Regions from separate parts of the Homo sapiens genome. Here all the other regions are linked to region 2. Evidence: chromatin loops called from intact Hi-C (ENCODE). Cell type or tissue: CD4-positive, alpha-beta T cell. All regions are shown on one strand.

Evidence for each region. Peaks named below come from ENCODE experiments on the same cell type or tissue, not always from the same donor. Only the 100,000 strongest peaks of a DNase experiment are listed, where the experiment ranks them.
Region 1: a loop joins it to region 2, with 5 times the contacts of the local background. A loop is called at or near these places in 3 of 110 quality-filtered maps.
Region 3: a loop joins it to region 2, with 17 times the contacts of the local background. A loop is called at or near these places in 53 of 110 quality-filtered maps.

Annotation. Positions count from the first base shown.
Region 1 is chr14:104,397,247-104,402,246 of GRCh38, forward strand. It overlaps the pseudogene RNU6-684P. Among named protein-coding and RNA genes, the nearest start is that of LINC02691, 180 kb to the left of the region's middle. In CD4-positive, alpha-beta T cell, a CTCF peak has its summit at 2,802; a DNase peak (open chromatin) is centred at 2,805.
Region 2 is chr14:104,075,378-104,080,377 of GRCh38, forward strand. No RefSeq gene overlaps it. Among named protein-coding and RNA genes, the nearest start is that of ASPG, 7.8 kb to the right of the region's middle. In CD4-positive, alpha-beta T cell, CTCF peaks have their summits at 467, 888, 2,755 (motif pointing right) and 2,963; a DNase peak (open chromatin) is centred at 2,784; H3K27ac peaks cover 278 bases.
Region 3 is chr14:104,637,658-104,642,657 of GRCh38, forward strand. No RefSeq gene overlaps it. Among named protein-coding and RNA genes, the nearest start is that of LINC02280, 25 kb to the right of the region's middle. In CD4-positive, alpha-beta T cell, a CTCF peak has its summit at 2,494 (motif pointing left); a DNase peak (open chromatin) is centred at 2,504; H3K27me3 peaks cover 1,349 bases.

The sequences.
Region 1 (5,000 bases), 320 kb after region 2:
AAATGAGACGGCCAGGTGCAGCTCACCTGGAGTCTGACCGCAGCTGAGGCCGGGAGAGAAGACCGACGACGTCTGAGTCGTCAATGTTGTGAAAGATCTCCAGAGTGATGAAATTAAGGGTATTTATTTCTTTAGTTGTTGCTTTTGTTGTAGCAAACAAAATGAAACAAACACACATGCACACAAAACGACCAAGCAAAAAGTGTCCGCTACTTGTTAAAGTGAACCTCTAGTAAAGTTGTCTCTCTTTTTGTCACCGAGGATGAGAAACAGAGATGGGAATTCTATCCTCATGGAAAACAGGAGGCACCCACAACTCTGAGCCCCTGAGAGTGTGAAGGCCTTGCCGAGTGACCTCGCTGCTCCAGGGCGAGGCGGAGGCCAGGCTGCGGGGCTGCACAGCCAGCCAGGGAAGCTCCCCGCCCCAGGACTGCCCTCCCACACACTGCAGACAGTTGTTTCGGGAAGAACTCACTTTATATGCACAAATAAACAATGACAGAAAGGAATGAAAATAGTGTCCACTGAAAACATTACAAGAAAAAGGAAGAAAATAATAGAAAAGGTAAAAAGCAAAGACACAAAAAATCCTCGCATTGGGGAAGATGATGGAAACCTTCTTAACAATCAGAAACTTAACGATCTAAATGAAAATGTCTTTCACGTAAAACAAAAGCCAAGACAGACTTCAATAAGAAACAAAAAGATGATAGGAGATTTCAAAAATAGGCAGGCAGAGCTCAAGAAAAGAAGCAGAATTTTAAAAATCACAAAATGAAGGCCACACTAGAATCAAAGAAAAAGAGAATAGATTCTCCTAAAACCATTGCCAGGGATGTGGAGTCAAGCTTGGAAAAAGTGAAAAAAATTCACCAGAAAAGAATAAAGAGTTGCGATGGTTTAGAGGAAAGGATAGAAAAGGAAAACACAAAATGCCGACACAACACACACATAATTGGTGGCCTTGCAGGAGAAAATCAAATATAAAAGAAAAATAATTCAAATAATTCAAGAAAATGTGGTGAAACTAAAAAAGATGAAATCTATGGATTAAGAGGGTATATCATGTTTCTACAAAAATTGGTGCACTTGATCAGCACTGAGACTTGGGGGTCAAACACGAAGAATTTGTTTGGCACCGAGGCAAAAATATGAAGGCCCTGACATGAGAAGAGAAGTCCAAGCTGGCTTCAGATTTTCTACGGCAACACCTCATCTTAGAGAAGAGGGAAATAATGCCTGCAAAATCTCCAGGAAAAGAAAGTATGAACCAAGAATTTTATATCAGAGTAAAATTTTAGAACAGAATAAAGCTGTTACTCATGCTGAATCATAAAAAAGCGCTTCTGAAAATATTCACAAATGGAGGAACTCTTGTCTACTGAAGTTCCTTTTAAATAAATAAATAGAGAATGAATTTTAGTCCACCAAAAGGCAAATGAACAGGCTGTGAAGGACTAGGTCAAAACAACTGAGAGACTTAGGCCGTGGAGCGTTAAGTAGTGTGGAGTGTGTCAGTGGAGACAGGCGGCAGAGCTTTGGTGGCCTGTGACAAATAAATCCGGACAGCTCCTCCTCTCCCTGTGGGTGCAGCCACTCACCCAGGAAGTCCACTTCCCTCCACCTGACTCTAGGCTGGCCTCATGGCTTCTTTGGCCAATCCAATGAGGCAGAAGGGGTGTCTTGTGAGTTCTGGAACCTGGGTCTTAGGGCGTGGTAGCTTCAATTTTCACTGTCATGGCAAATCCTGATGCCGGGGCGCCTTCTGATATGGTTTGAATAAAATCTCACCTGAAATGTGATCCCCAATGTTGGAGGTGGGGCCTGGTGGGAGATGTTTGGGTTATGGGGGTGGATCCCTCATGAATGGCTTGGGGCTGTCCCCATGGTAGTGAGTGAGTTCTCACTCTTAATTCACACAAGAGCTGGTGTTAAAAAGAGCATGGCACCTCCTCCTATCTCTCTTGCTTCCTCTCCCATCATGTGACATTCTTGTTCCCCTTCCACCTTCCATCATGAGTGGAAGCAACCTGAGGCCCTCACCGGAAGCCGAGCAGATGCCAGTGACATAATTCTGTACAGCTTGCAGAACTGTGAGCCAAATAAACCTGTTGTCTTTATAAATTATCCAAGCTCAGATATTCCCTTATAGCAACACAAAACAGAGTAAGACATCTTCCCTGCGCTGCTCCCGCCACCCCTTCTCCCCGGAGAGCAGCTTCTCGGAAAATCACCTGCACCTGAATCTTTGGCTCAGCATCTGCTCTGAAAAACTTGATCTAACACGGCATCTAAGATCCAAAGGAAGTTAGCTCAGCCTGACGCCAGCTTTCTCTCTAAAAGCACCCAATCCAAGCACATGGCCTGTGGCAGGATGTGGAAGCAATGCCCCTGGGTCTCAGGACACTCAGGGTAGGCAGGTGGAGAGCTCTTAGTATGGCAGGAGTGATGGGGGTGGGGGTGGGGATGCTGGAGGTGGTGCTGAGAACACAGGTGGCACAAAGACCCAGTCCACTCCTCCTGTGACCTTTGCCCTCCAGCTCCTGCCAATCAACTTCTCAGTCAGTGTCTAGGCCCAGCCCTCTATTGCCTCCGTGCTGCCATGGCCTCCCTGTCCATCTCCCAGGCAACAGAGGAGTCGGTCTGAGGCCTCCAGCCTCACAGCCAGTGTAGTTGCATGTTAGGTACCACTTCCATCCTCGGCTGTCAAAGAACAATGCTCCTTATCTGAAGAATGTGGTCTGGAGATAATTAGTTCTAACGGGACACAGCCCTGTGGCTGCTGTGGATGGGGCTTTGTTGTGGCTCAACAATGCCACCATCAGCCCAGATGTCGTGCACAGGCTTGGGCAAAAGGCAGGTGACTGCAGACTCACAGGGGCTCAAGAAGCACACCACATGGGAGAGCTGTGGAGATTCACTAAAGGATGGAACTAAACAGATCGACAGAGACAGACTAAAAAACAGCCTCTTCAGCCTTTGTCTGCAGTGTGCCTAATGCCTCCAGCCACCAGCAAATCAATAACAATAATAACAAAACCATCACCAGTGACGACAGGGGGCCCTCATCAGGCACTCCACCCATGAGGCACTCACAGTAACTCGATAAAGATGATGCAAATTACATATATCCCTATTCATAGGTGAAGGAAAGGAGGTGGGCAGTTTACCTGACTTGCTCCCAGTCCTGGAATTCTGAGCAGTGAAGCCGAGATTCAAACCCAGGATGCCTGGCTGCAAAGCCCACACATGTGCACAGCTGGCACCATACCCACCCGGTGCTGCCCACACATGTGCACCTGGCCCCATACTCACCCTGTGCTGCCCACGCAAGTCCCCACTGATATGGTTTGGATTTGTGTCCCCACCCAAATCTCATGTCAAATTATAATCCCCAGTGTTGGAGGAGGGGCTTGGTGGGAGGTGACTGAATCATGGGAGCAGATTTCCCTTTTGCTGTTCTCACGATAGTGAGTTCTCATGAGATCTGGTTATTTTAAAGTATGTTGCACCTCCTGCTTCCCAGTCTTCCTCCTTCTCTGGCCATGTAAAATGTGCCTCCTTCCTCTTTGCCTTCTGCCATGATTGTAAGTTTCCTGAGGCACCCCAGCCATGCTTCCTGTACAGCCTGCAGAACTGGGAATCAATTAAACTCCTGTTCTTTATAAATTACCCAGACTCAGGTAGTTCTTTTTTAAAAATTTTTTTCCTTTTAATTTTTCTTTGTCATCCTTGTACAGGGACCATGCTAATGTTCTCTGTACCATTCCAATTTTAGTATATGTGCTGCCAAAGTGAGCACTCAGGTAGTTCTTTATAGCAGTGCCAAAATTGGCACCAGGAAGTACCAGGAAGAGAAGAGAAGAGACCTGAAAATGTGGAAGCAGCTTTGGAACTGGGTAACGAGAAGAGGGTGGAAGAGTTTGGAGATCTCAGAAGAAGACAGGAAGAGGAGGGAAAGTTTGGAACGTCCCAGAGATTTGTTGAATGGTTGTGACCAAAATGCTGATAGTGATATGGACGGTTAAGTCCAGGCTGAGGAGGTCTCATATGGAAATTAGGAACTTATTGGGAACTGGAGTAAAGGTCATTCTTGCTATGCTTTAGCAAAGAGACTGGTGGTGTTGTAACCCTGCTCTAGGGATCAGTGGAACTTTGAACATGACAGTGATGATTTAGGGTATCTGGCAGAAGAAATTTCTAAGCAGCAAAGCATTCAAGATGTGGCCTGGCTACTTCTAACAACATATGGTCATATGCATGAGCGAGGAGATTATCTAAAACTGGAACTTATATTTATTAATAAAAGGGAAGCAGAGCATAAAAGTTTAGAAAAATTGTAGCCTGACCATGTAGTAGAAAAGAAAATCCCCATCAGGTGCAGTAGCTTATGCCTGTAATTCCAGCACTTTGGGAGGCTGCAGCGGGTGGATCACTTGAGGCCAGGAGTTTGAAACCAGCCTGGCCAACATGGTGGAACCCCATCTGTACTAAAAATACAAAAATTAGCTGGGCGTGATGGTGCACATCTGTAATCCCAGCTACTTGGGTGGCTAAGGCACGAGAATCACTTAAACCCAGGAGGCAGAGATTGCAGTGAGCCAAGATCACACCACTGCATTCCAGCCTGGGTGACAGCATGAGACTCCTCAAAAGATTTAAAAACAGAAAAACCCATTTTCTGGGGAGGACTTCAAGCCAGCTGCAGAAATTTGCATGAGTTGCTGAATGTCAACAGCCAAGACAATGGGGAAAATGTCTAAAAGGCACTTCAGAGACTTTGGCGGCAGCCCTCCGATCTCAGGCGTGGAGGCCTAGGAGGGAAGAATGGTTTCATGGGCTGGGCCTAGGGCTCCACTGCCCTGTACAACTTTGGGACACTGCTCCCTGTATCCTAGCCACTCCAGCTTTAGCCATGGCCAAAGGGCCCCAGATATGTCTTAGATGATGGCTCCAGAAGGTGCAAGCCATTCAGTGTTGGTGGCTTCCATGTGGTGTTG
Region 2 (5,000 bases):
GTAGGCAATTGTAACACATTGGTAAGTATCTAAACATGGAAAAGTACAAGAAAAATATAGTATCATCTTATGGAACCACTGTCCTCTAGGTGGTCTGTTGACCAGAATGTCATGATGTGGCACATGGCAGTAGTATAATGCGGAAATCTGACTGGCAAAGACTTTAGGGGAGTCTCTCAGGTTAGACTGTGTTTCTGAAGATCTGTAATTAGAAAGGGGCATAGAATCACTTACATAATATTTTCTGCTTAAATTGTATTTTATAATGAGATCCTTATACGTGGGCTTTAGTAAACCCGTTCAAGACTAGGGGATGTTTTTTCCCCTCGTAAATTGAGAAATGTCACTGAGAACAGCACTGCCATCTAGCCCGTTTCTCTCAGAACTGCAGGTTTTGCCTCTGCAGCTTTTGACTTTGTAGGCAAAAGGTGAAGTTTCTCCTGCAGCTTTTGACTTTGTAGGCAAAAGGTGAAGTTTCTCTAAATACTAGCTCGCAAACTATCAATAGAAGCAAATACCTGAGAACTGAAGAAAACCCCCAACAATTGGAAACATCGATGAGAAATAATGGCAAGTTAAGAAAGCATAGCTTCTTCCAACTTTGTGAGGCATATTTAGAAAGAATTTGGAAAAGGTGGAAGGGTGGGATGGGGGTGAGGGATGAGAAATTACCTATTGGGTAGAATGTATACTTTTATTAGAGTGACAGTTACATTAAAAGTCCAGACTTTACTAGGCAACATATCCATGTAACAAGACTGCATCTGTACCCCCTAAATCTATCAAACAAAAGTTTAAAAAGACACTGGGCATGGTGGTTCATGCCTGTAATCCCAGCACTTTGGGAGGCCAAGGCAGGAGGATGGCTTGAGCCTGGGAGTTTGAGACCAGTCTGGGCAATACAGTGAGACCCCCATCTGCAGAAAAATAAAATCGCCAGGTGTGGTGGTGTGTGCCTGTAGTCCCAGCTACTTGGGAGGCTGAGGTGGGAGGATTGCTTGAGCCCAGGAGTTTGAGGCTGCAGTGAGCTATGATCGTGCCACTGCACTCCAACCTGGGTGACAGAGTGAGACCTTGTCTCAAAAAAATGAAAAAGAGAAAGTATGCTTACATTTGCCCATCCTAGCTACACATGTAAGCCTGAGTAATATGAACCAATGGAGAAATAAACAAGTTCTAATAACATTCTCAGAGTTTGCTTACAAGAAAAAGAGTTTGGAGAACTGTTAGATTAAGAGTTTTGTTGTTACTGCTCATTTAGGTTCATTGTAACAACTTTTGATTTGGGATGGTATAAGACTAAAGGATAGTTTAGGGTAAGAAATAGAACTTCAGCATTGATAGTCTGTGTTCCCTCCTCCTTTTTTCACATAGCTGTAGATTAGAGATTCTTGTTTCCCCTTTAAAATTGTTTGAGGCATAATTTGCAGAGAAATGTACAGATCTGAATTATAGTGCAGATATAGCATTGATGAATTGATACACCCATGTGACCACACCGCTGCTAGGATAACAGTATTTCCATCACCACAGGAAGTTCCCATAGATACAACCGCCCTTCTGATTACTTTCACTATAGATTTGTTTTGTTTTGAGACAGTGTCTTGTTCTGTTACCCAGACTGGAGTGCAGTGGCGTGATCTCGGCTCACTGCAGCCTCCGCCTCCCAGGTTCAAGCAATTCTCCAGCTTCAGCCTCCCAAGTAGCTGGGGCTACAGGCTCATGCCACCATGCCTGGCTAATTTTTGTATTTTTAGTAGAGACAAGGTTTCACCATGTTGGTCAGGCTGGTCTCAAACTCCTGACCCCAAGTGATCTGCCTGCCTTGGCCCCCAAAAATGCTGGGATTACAGGCGTGAGCCACCGTGACCAGCCTATAGATTAGTTTTGATTGTTGTAAAAGTTCATGTAAATGGAATCCTACAGTATGTAATGTTTTGTATCAGGCTGCTTTTGCTCAATATAATGTTTGTTTGAGGTTTATTTATGTTATAGCAGCACAAAACAGACCAAGATACACGTTTAAGTCAATAATTTGTTCTTTTGTTTTCTATTGTATAAATATACCAGTTTCTTGGCTGGGCATGGTGGCTTATGCCTGTAATCCCAGCACTTTGGGAAGCTAAGGTGAGTGGGTCACCTGAGGGCAGGAGTTCGAGACCAGCCTGGCCAACATGGTGAAACCTCGTCTCTCCTAAAAATACAAAAATTAGCCAGACGTGGTGGTGATCGGCCCCTGTAATCACAGCTACTCCGGAGGCTGAGGTAGGAGAACTGCTTGAACCCAGGAGGCAGAGGTTGCAATGAGCTGAGATTGTGCCACTGCACTGCAGCCTGGGCGACAGAGCAAGACTCCATCTCAAACCACGCACACACACACACACACACACACACACACACACACACACACACTTTATTCTTTGTTCGTCTACTGATGGGCATTGGATTGTTTTCACTTTTTACCTATTATGAATAAAATTTCTGTGAACAAGTCTGTAGATAGATTTTTGTTTCTCTTGGGTAAATACCGAGGAGTTGTGGGATTACTGGGTCATTGAGCAGGTGGTCGTTTAATCTTGTAAGAAACTACCAAATTTTCTAAAGCGGTTGTAATACTTACATTCCGTGCTAGTTGGAGCTTTTCTCTCTCAGCCCTCAATCCATCCTTCTTTCGTCTGGCGTCCTGGAGCTAGACTGTAAACATTTCTTCTTTCCCAGCTGATGCAATGTTAGGCGTTGCCGGCAGAGGGCACTGGAGGGACACTGCAGGAGGAGCGGAACTACTCTTCCTGTTTCTGGTGCTGCTTGCCAGCAGGTGGCCTCCCAGCACCTCTCAGCAATAAGCAGTTTCCTGCCTCCAGGCCCAGCCTTTGCACCTCTGGCCATTCCGTGGCCTCAGCCACTCTCTCTCCGAAGAGGTCTGAGTCTCATTCTGGGTGTGGGAGCAGGGCTGTTCCAAGTTTCTTCCTCCCATGGGTGTTGTCCTTGATCCTAGAGGCTGCTGCACATCTTCTCTTCCTATGTTCTTTAGACATGTTTCTGCCCTTCTCAGTAGTTAATTCCCTTTAACTGAACATTTATTTTTATTTTTTTAGCGACAGGGTCTTGCTCTGTCGCCCAGGCTGGAGTCCAGTGGTGTGATTCACTTCCTGGGTTCAAGCGATCCTCCTGCCTCAGCCCCCTGAGTAGCTGGGACCACAGGTGTGCACCACCACACCCAGCTAGTTTTTAATTTTTGTAGAGAAAAATTTTCTCTGCCTTGGCCTCCTGGTGCTAAGTTTACAGGCATGAGCCACCACACCTGGTCCCCTAATTTTTTGTGTTAAAATTTGCCCATATCTTCCTTTGTGAAGTATCTGCTTAAATCTTGTGCCCCGTTTGGGGGGAGTTGTTTGTATTTTTATTGAGTTGTAGGAGTTCTTTTGTGAGAATGCAAATCCTTTGTCTGGTATATGTCTTGTGAACATTTTCTTCTAGTCTATCCTTGCCTGCTCACTTTTTTTATTGTGGTAGAAAACATAAAAATGTACCATCTTAACTATTTTTAAGTGCACCGTTCAGTCGTGCACCGTTAAGTATATTCACATTGTTGTGAAAGGGATCCTGGAACTTTTTCATCTTGCACATCTGAAACTCTGCACCTATGAAGCAACTTCTCAGTCCCTCCTCTTCTCAGCCCTGGCAACCATCATTCCACTTCTGTTTCTATATGTTTGGCTCCTCATAGAGTCAGTCTGTTTTGTGCTGCTGTAACAGAATACCTGAGACTGGGTAATTTATAAACGACAGATTTATTTCTCACAGTTCTGGAGGCTGGGAAGTCCAAGATCAAGGAGCTGGCATCTGGCGTCTGGTGAGGATCTGGGCTTCTGCTTGCAAGATGGCACCTTGAAGTCTGTGTTCTCATGTGGCAGACGGGTAAAAAAGACCAAACTCCCTCAGTTAGGTCGTTTTATAGTGGCATTAACTCATTCACGAGGGCACACCCTCATGACCTAAACATCTCCTAAAAGGCCCCACTTCCAAACACAGTTGCATTGGGGATTAAGTTTCCAACAAGTGAGTTTTGGGGGATACATTCAGACCTCAGCATCTAGTACCCCATATAAGTGGGATCCTATTGATAGAAGGTCTCTGATTTACGAAGTTTGAACTAAATGATTTTTTGACTTATGATGGGTTTATTAGAACATAATCCCATTGCAAACATCTGTATTTGTCTTTCTGTGATTGGCTTATTTCACTTAGCATACCCTATGTTGTAGCCTGTGGCAGGATTTCCTTCCTTTTCTTTTTTTTTTTTTTTCCTGAGACAGAGTCTTGCTCTGTCGCCCAGGCTGGAGTGCAGTGGTGCGATCGCTGCTCACTGCAAGCTCTGCCTCCCGGGTTCACGACATTCTCCTGCCTCAGCCTCCTGAGTAGCTAGGACTACAGGCGTCCGTCACCACGCCCGGCTAATTTTTTTGTATTTTTAGTAGAGATGGGGTTTCACTTTGTTAGCCAGGATGGTCTCGATCTCCTGACCTCGTGATCCGCCTGCCTCGGCCTCCCAAAGTGCTGGTATTACAGGCGTGAGCCACCACGCCTGGCCGATTTCCTTCCTTTTCTATGGAGATACCACTTTGCTTATCCACTCATCTGTGGATGCACACAGGTTGCTTCCACCTCTTGGCTTTTGTGAGCAGTACTGTTATGAACGTGGGTGTGAAAACATCTTTTTGAGACCTTCCTTTCCAATCTTTGGTCTCTGTTCTCAAATGGAATTGCTGGACGCTATGGTAGTTCTAATTTTAATTTATTGAGAAGCCTCTACTGTTTCCCATAGTGGCTGTATCATTTTATAACCCCACCAGCAGTGCACCAGAATTCCAATGTCTCCACATCCTTGCAAACACTTATTTTCTGTTTTTTTTTTTTTTTTGATAGTAGCCATCCCAAAGGGTGAGTGGGGACACCACGTGGCTTTGCTTTGCATGTCCCTGATAATTAGTGATGTTGAG
Region 3 (5,000 bases), 560 kb after region 2:
GATAAAGCACTGTGTCATAGTTTTACAGGCAGCATTTTTTCTTTCTTAGAGGTACATAAAACAACAGCGCACCTTATAATCAGCGGCATTCAACAAAATGGTTAAAAAATAATACCCCGCAGTCCAGCAGGGTCTATGCAAGAGGAGGAAGAATGGCTCACATTAGATCAGACCCTCAGGTGACTCACCAGTCTGCTACAAGGACTAAGGGCCAAAAAAACCGCATGAATTATCTCAATAGACACAGAAGACCCATATAAAGTTCAACACCTATTTATAATTTCTAAAAACTCTCACAAGGCTACAAATAAAAGAGAACATCTTTAACCTGAAAAAACCTACTTTCCAGAAACCCCCAGGAAACATCAGACTTCACAGAGAAATCTAAGACACAATCTCTTCCAGACTAGAAATCAAGGGCGACCCTTATCACCACTCAGTTTAACATAATCTCGAAAGTCCCAGGAAACACTGCAAACAAAAAAAAAAAAATAAGAAATGAAGAGGTGTAAGGACTGGAAAGGAAGAGATAAAACTGTCACGACTGGTGGATAACGTGGCCATCTATGTAGAAAATGTCACTGAATCAACAAACTACTGGGACGAACAGTTACAAGATAAACCTACAAAAATCAATAATGTGACTCTATGGCAACAATAATCAGCCAGAAAATAAGATACCATTCAGCAACTGAAGCAATTAAGTGGATAGGAATTAAATTACCAAGGGACGGGCTGGCCGTTCGCTAAGAAAATTCTGGAACTCAGTGAAAGGACCCAGCCAAGCCACTGAAAGGAGAAGGCAGCATGGTCAGCTCGGGAGTGACCAGCAGCACAGCCCACGACGTCGCCAAATTAGCTTCTAGATTAGTGCAACGCAAAGCAAAGTTCCAGCAGGCATTTTAAAGACACCCGACCACAGCCCTATTCTCGGCACGTGATGGAAGAAGGGGCGTCCCTGAATGACAGGCTGATTGAAAAGCCAAGAGAAAGGGCTCACTCCACCAGAATGAAGATAAACTATGAAGCCATGGAAATGAAAGATAAAAATAAAAGCCAGCACGCTGCCGGTGACGGAGCAAGCCCACCCTGAACAGACTCAGGGACGTGTGGGAACTCCTTAGGTAAAAGGTGACTCCTACAAATCAAGGAGAACACAGCGTAGGGGAAAGTGGCTCGTTATACGGAGACAAAAAGTCACGCCGGCCGCAGATGGACTAAAGGGGAAACTGACAAACACAGCAGGGAGGCTAGGCAGGGCTCGGGGAGGAGGCGCACCCTCAGGACCGTGTTCACGCAACCCTAGCACCAAAGACCACCAGTAACCACCCTCCATGTCCGCACCAAAGTCAACAAAAGAAAGATGCCCCCTGACCACAGATGGAGAGTGGGCTGAAGGGAGCCTGGGGACCCCGCTGGGCTGTCCCCTGAAAGTGGCACCAAGCCTGCTGGAAGGCATCATCTGCTGGGCCCGAGGCCCACCCCAGACAACGCCAGCACTCTGGACCCCTCCTGCCAGCACTCAGCCACCCCCTGCCCACTCAGTCTTACCGAGGTGTGCATGGCCGACAGAGTTCAGGCACTGACTTTGCAGCTGGAGACAGGGCCTTGACCTCAGGGACTTTGGAGGTGTTGGGACCGGTCAGTGGGGACCCATTCTGTGGGACTTGGGCATGGAGAGCAGGTGCGGGCCAGGATGTAGCTGGGGCCACGGGCTGCACGGGGGGGGCCTCAGGGGCAAGTCCAGGGATTGTTCCAGCCCCCACTCCCAGGTCCCCCTGGAGACCCCACTTCCCTGATGGCCAACCGCAGTCCCAGCTTCAAACAGGTTCTTTGAGGGGGAGGAGAAGCAATCTCCTTCATATAAATGTTTAATTGGGAATTAATATGGATGAGGCTCTGGAGTGATGAGGCTGTGGGTTTAATAAATATTAACAAGGAATAGGCCTCCCCTTCCTGTGCTCTGTGCTAATCCCTCTGTGTAGCATCCATTATTCACCGTGTTTCTCAACGCCAACCCCGGGGATGGGGGTGGGGTCCTTCCTCCTGGGGCTCCTTCCATGGAGGTACTTTGAATCCCTGGCCTCGGGGGCTGAGGGTTCTACTACAGGATGGATGGATCGGCTTTCTGTGGGTGTGGAACTCTGACCACAAGGACACTCACTGGCCCATCTTCCATTGGCACAGACACACACTCACTGACCAGGAAATCTATATTCCAGCCTTACCTTCAGCCCCACTGGGCTCCTGCCACTGATGCCACCTCCACCAGGAAGCCCACCTGGTCTGCCCACAGGGAGCAGCACCCGTCCCTCAGGGCAGCCACAATCCTCTCTCCTGACCTGGCAGGGGCTCGGAGACCCAGCGACCCCGCCCAGCCCGCTGCAGGTGGGCTGCTGTGAGGGGACCCAGTTCTCTGATTGGACTCCACCAAGGGGTCCAGACCCTGTCCACACTGCTGCCTGGCCGGGCCGCAGGTGGAGCTCCGGCGCCCTCGTGTGGCCCGTGTGTGCAGGACCTCAGCCGTGCTGCCCCATGGGAGGATCCAGGGAGCCGAGCACAAGATCAGCGATTACCCAGGTCACAGTCCCAGGATGCACAGAGCCCGCGTGTGGCACTAGGAGCGAGCCCCACCCTCGGCTTGGGTTTGCACGGTCCCGGCAGTGCACTCGCTTCATAACCTGAGAACGTCCCTGTCCACACAGAGGAACAGCCCTCCTGCCTGAGCTTCCACCCCTACACTGGTCAGGCCCCCTCTGCTGCAGCTGCCCCCGGAATTCCTTGCAGGGATTGAGGGGTGGAGCCCGGGACCTCTGCTGCCCAGGCCCACTGAATATTGGGCAGCCCAAAGCCCTGACCCTACCTCCCCCTTGGCTCCTACACACCCCTGGGCACGTGTGCCTAGGGGCAGCACAGCCCCTCCCATCCATGGGATGCCAACCCCCTCTAGTGATGCCCACCACGTGCGGGGTCTCAAAGGCCCAGTCCTGTGCCCTGCCCACCCTCCTCATCCCTAGTGAGGATGGCCCCCCATCCCTGGTGCGCACGGCCCCCCATCCCCAGCATGGATGGCTTTGTGGCCTTAACGGGACCCTCCATGAATCTCCATGGGAAGTACAAGACCCATCCCCTAGTGCCTGCTCCACCCTCGGAGGGGCAGGACCGATGGGTTTCTGTGCCCACTCCACCCCTTTATCTGTTCCTCCTCCCCTGGGGCCCCACCAAAGCCACGAGGAGGGGAGGCAGGGGAAACAGCCCCCATTGGCTCCTGAGTTGACCCCAGCAAAGCACCCACACAGAGGCAGAAGCGGGGGGTCCTAAGAGGCCAGCTGTATCCAGGGGCTTCAAGATGCCCCCTGCACTCACTCAGCACCACCCTCACCCCACCCAGCCGGGCCGGACAGATAAGGGCCTGGGCCACGGGTCAGGAGCAGAGGGTGCTGGGGGCACAGACCTGTGAGGGTCGTGGGGGTGAAGGACCTCAGGCTGGAAAGACCCCAATGAGTGAGAAAGCCAGATCCCCATCCTTCCCAGCCCCCACCGTCCCCACTGCCCCCACTCACCCCCCGCCCAGGTATCCCCTGAGAAGGCAGGCTGGGGAGACAGGGAGAGGACAGTTAGGGTGAAGGGGACCAGGGCTGTGCTGGGGCTGGGCCGCTCTCACTCCATCCCTTAAGCCCCTTCCTCTCTCCAGCCTGCCCCCTCCACACCCAGCCTGCCCACTCCCGCCACCCCTCCCTGGCATCCCACAGCTGTGACCACAGCTGGGACACCACGGAGCACTCACCACAGCACTCGGAGCAGCCAAACCCTCCCCTTGGCCACAAGGACCTTCCCAGTGGCCCTCTCCAGTCTCACCTGCAAGCACCCCTCTGCTTACGCTCACAGAGGAGTGAATGCGTGAAGGCCCCACGGGGTGAATGAATGCGTGAAGGCCCCACGGGGTGAATGAAGGAGTGAAGGCCCCATCAGGTGAATGAAGTAGTGAAGGCCCCACGGGGTGAATGAATGAGTGAAGGTCCCACGGCGTGAATGAAGGATTGAAGGCCCCATCAGGTGAAGGAATGAATGAAGGCCCCACAGGGTGAATGAATGAGTGAAGGCCCCACGGCGTGAATGAAGGATTGAAGGCCCCATCAGGTGAAGGAATGAGTGAAGGCCCCACAGGGTGAAGGAATGAGTGAAGGCCCCACAGCGTGAATGAAGGAGTGAAGGCCCCATCAGGTGAAGGAACGCGTGAAAGCCTCATCAGGTGAATGAATGAGTGAAGGCCCCATCAGGGTGAATGAATGAGTGCAGGCCCCACAGGGTGAGTGAGGAGTGAAGGTGGCTCTGCAGCCTGCCCGGGGCCTGGTGAGTCTCACAAGCCCCGCATTCGCGCGGCCTGGTCTTTGTCCAGCAGAGTCTGAGCAGAGTCCCCTCCGTCTGCCCTGGCCCTGGGACCCCCTCTCTCCTCGACCCAGGGGAGGAGTCCATGCTCAGCCCAGGGCTGCTGGGAGATGAACCCGACTGCCTGTGGCTGCACCCCTGTGTCAGCCACCACTGCGGGTTTCAAGGCTGAAGCTCCACTTCCTTCCTCCCAGAAAGTCTCAGCACAGGACTCCATCCGGGATCCCTCAAGGTCGGAACGGCCCCGGGCCCACAGGGTGGGCCTTGTGGAGACATTTCTGCCAAGATGGAACTGAGAGCCGTCTCGGTGGTGGGAGAGGACAGCCTGCCTGGGGCTCGGGGGGAGGAAGCTGTTCTCGGGGCCTTTTCTGACCAGCTCTGAGCACTCTCTGGGACCAAGGCCTCTGGAGCACGGAGGCCTGGGGGCTGTGCTGGTCACCCACACACAGGACAGCCCCTGAGCCAGAGACAGCCATGCTCAGAACCCAGAGACCAGAGGCCCCAAGGGGAATGGCACCCTCCCCCACACCCAACCTGGTCAAGTCAGTGGAGCCACCGCCTGGCCTGGGGCTGGGCAGCCCACGGTGGTCCCAGAGGAGGAGAGTTGCCAT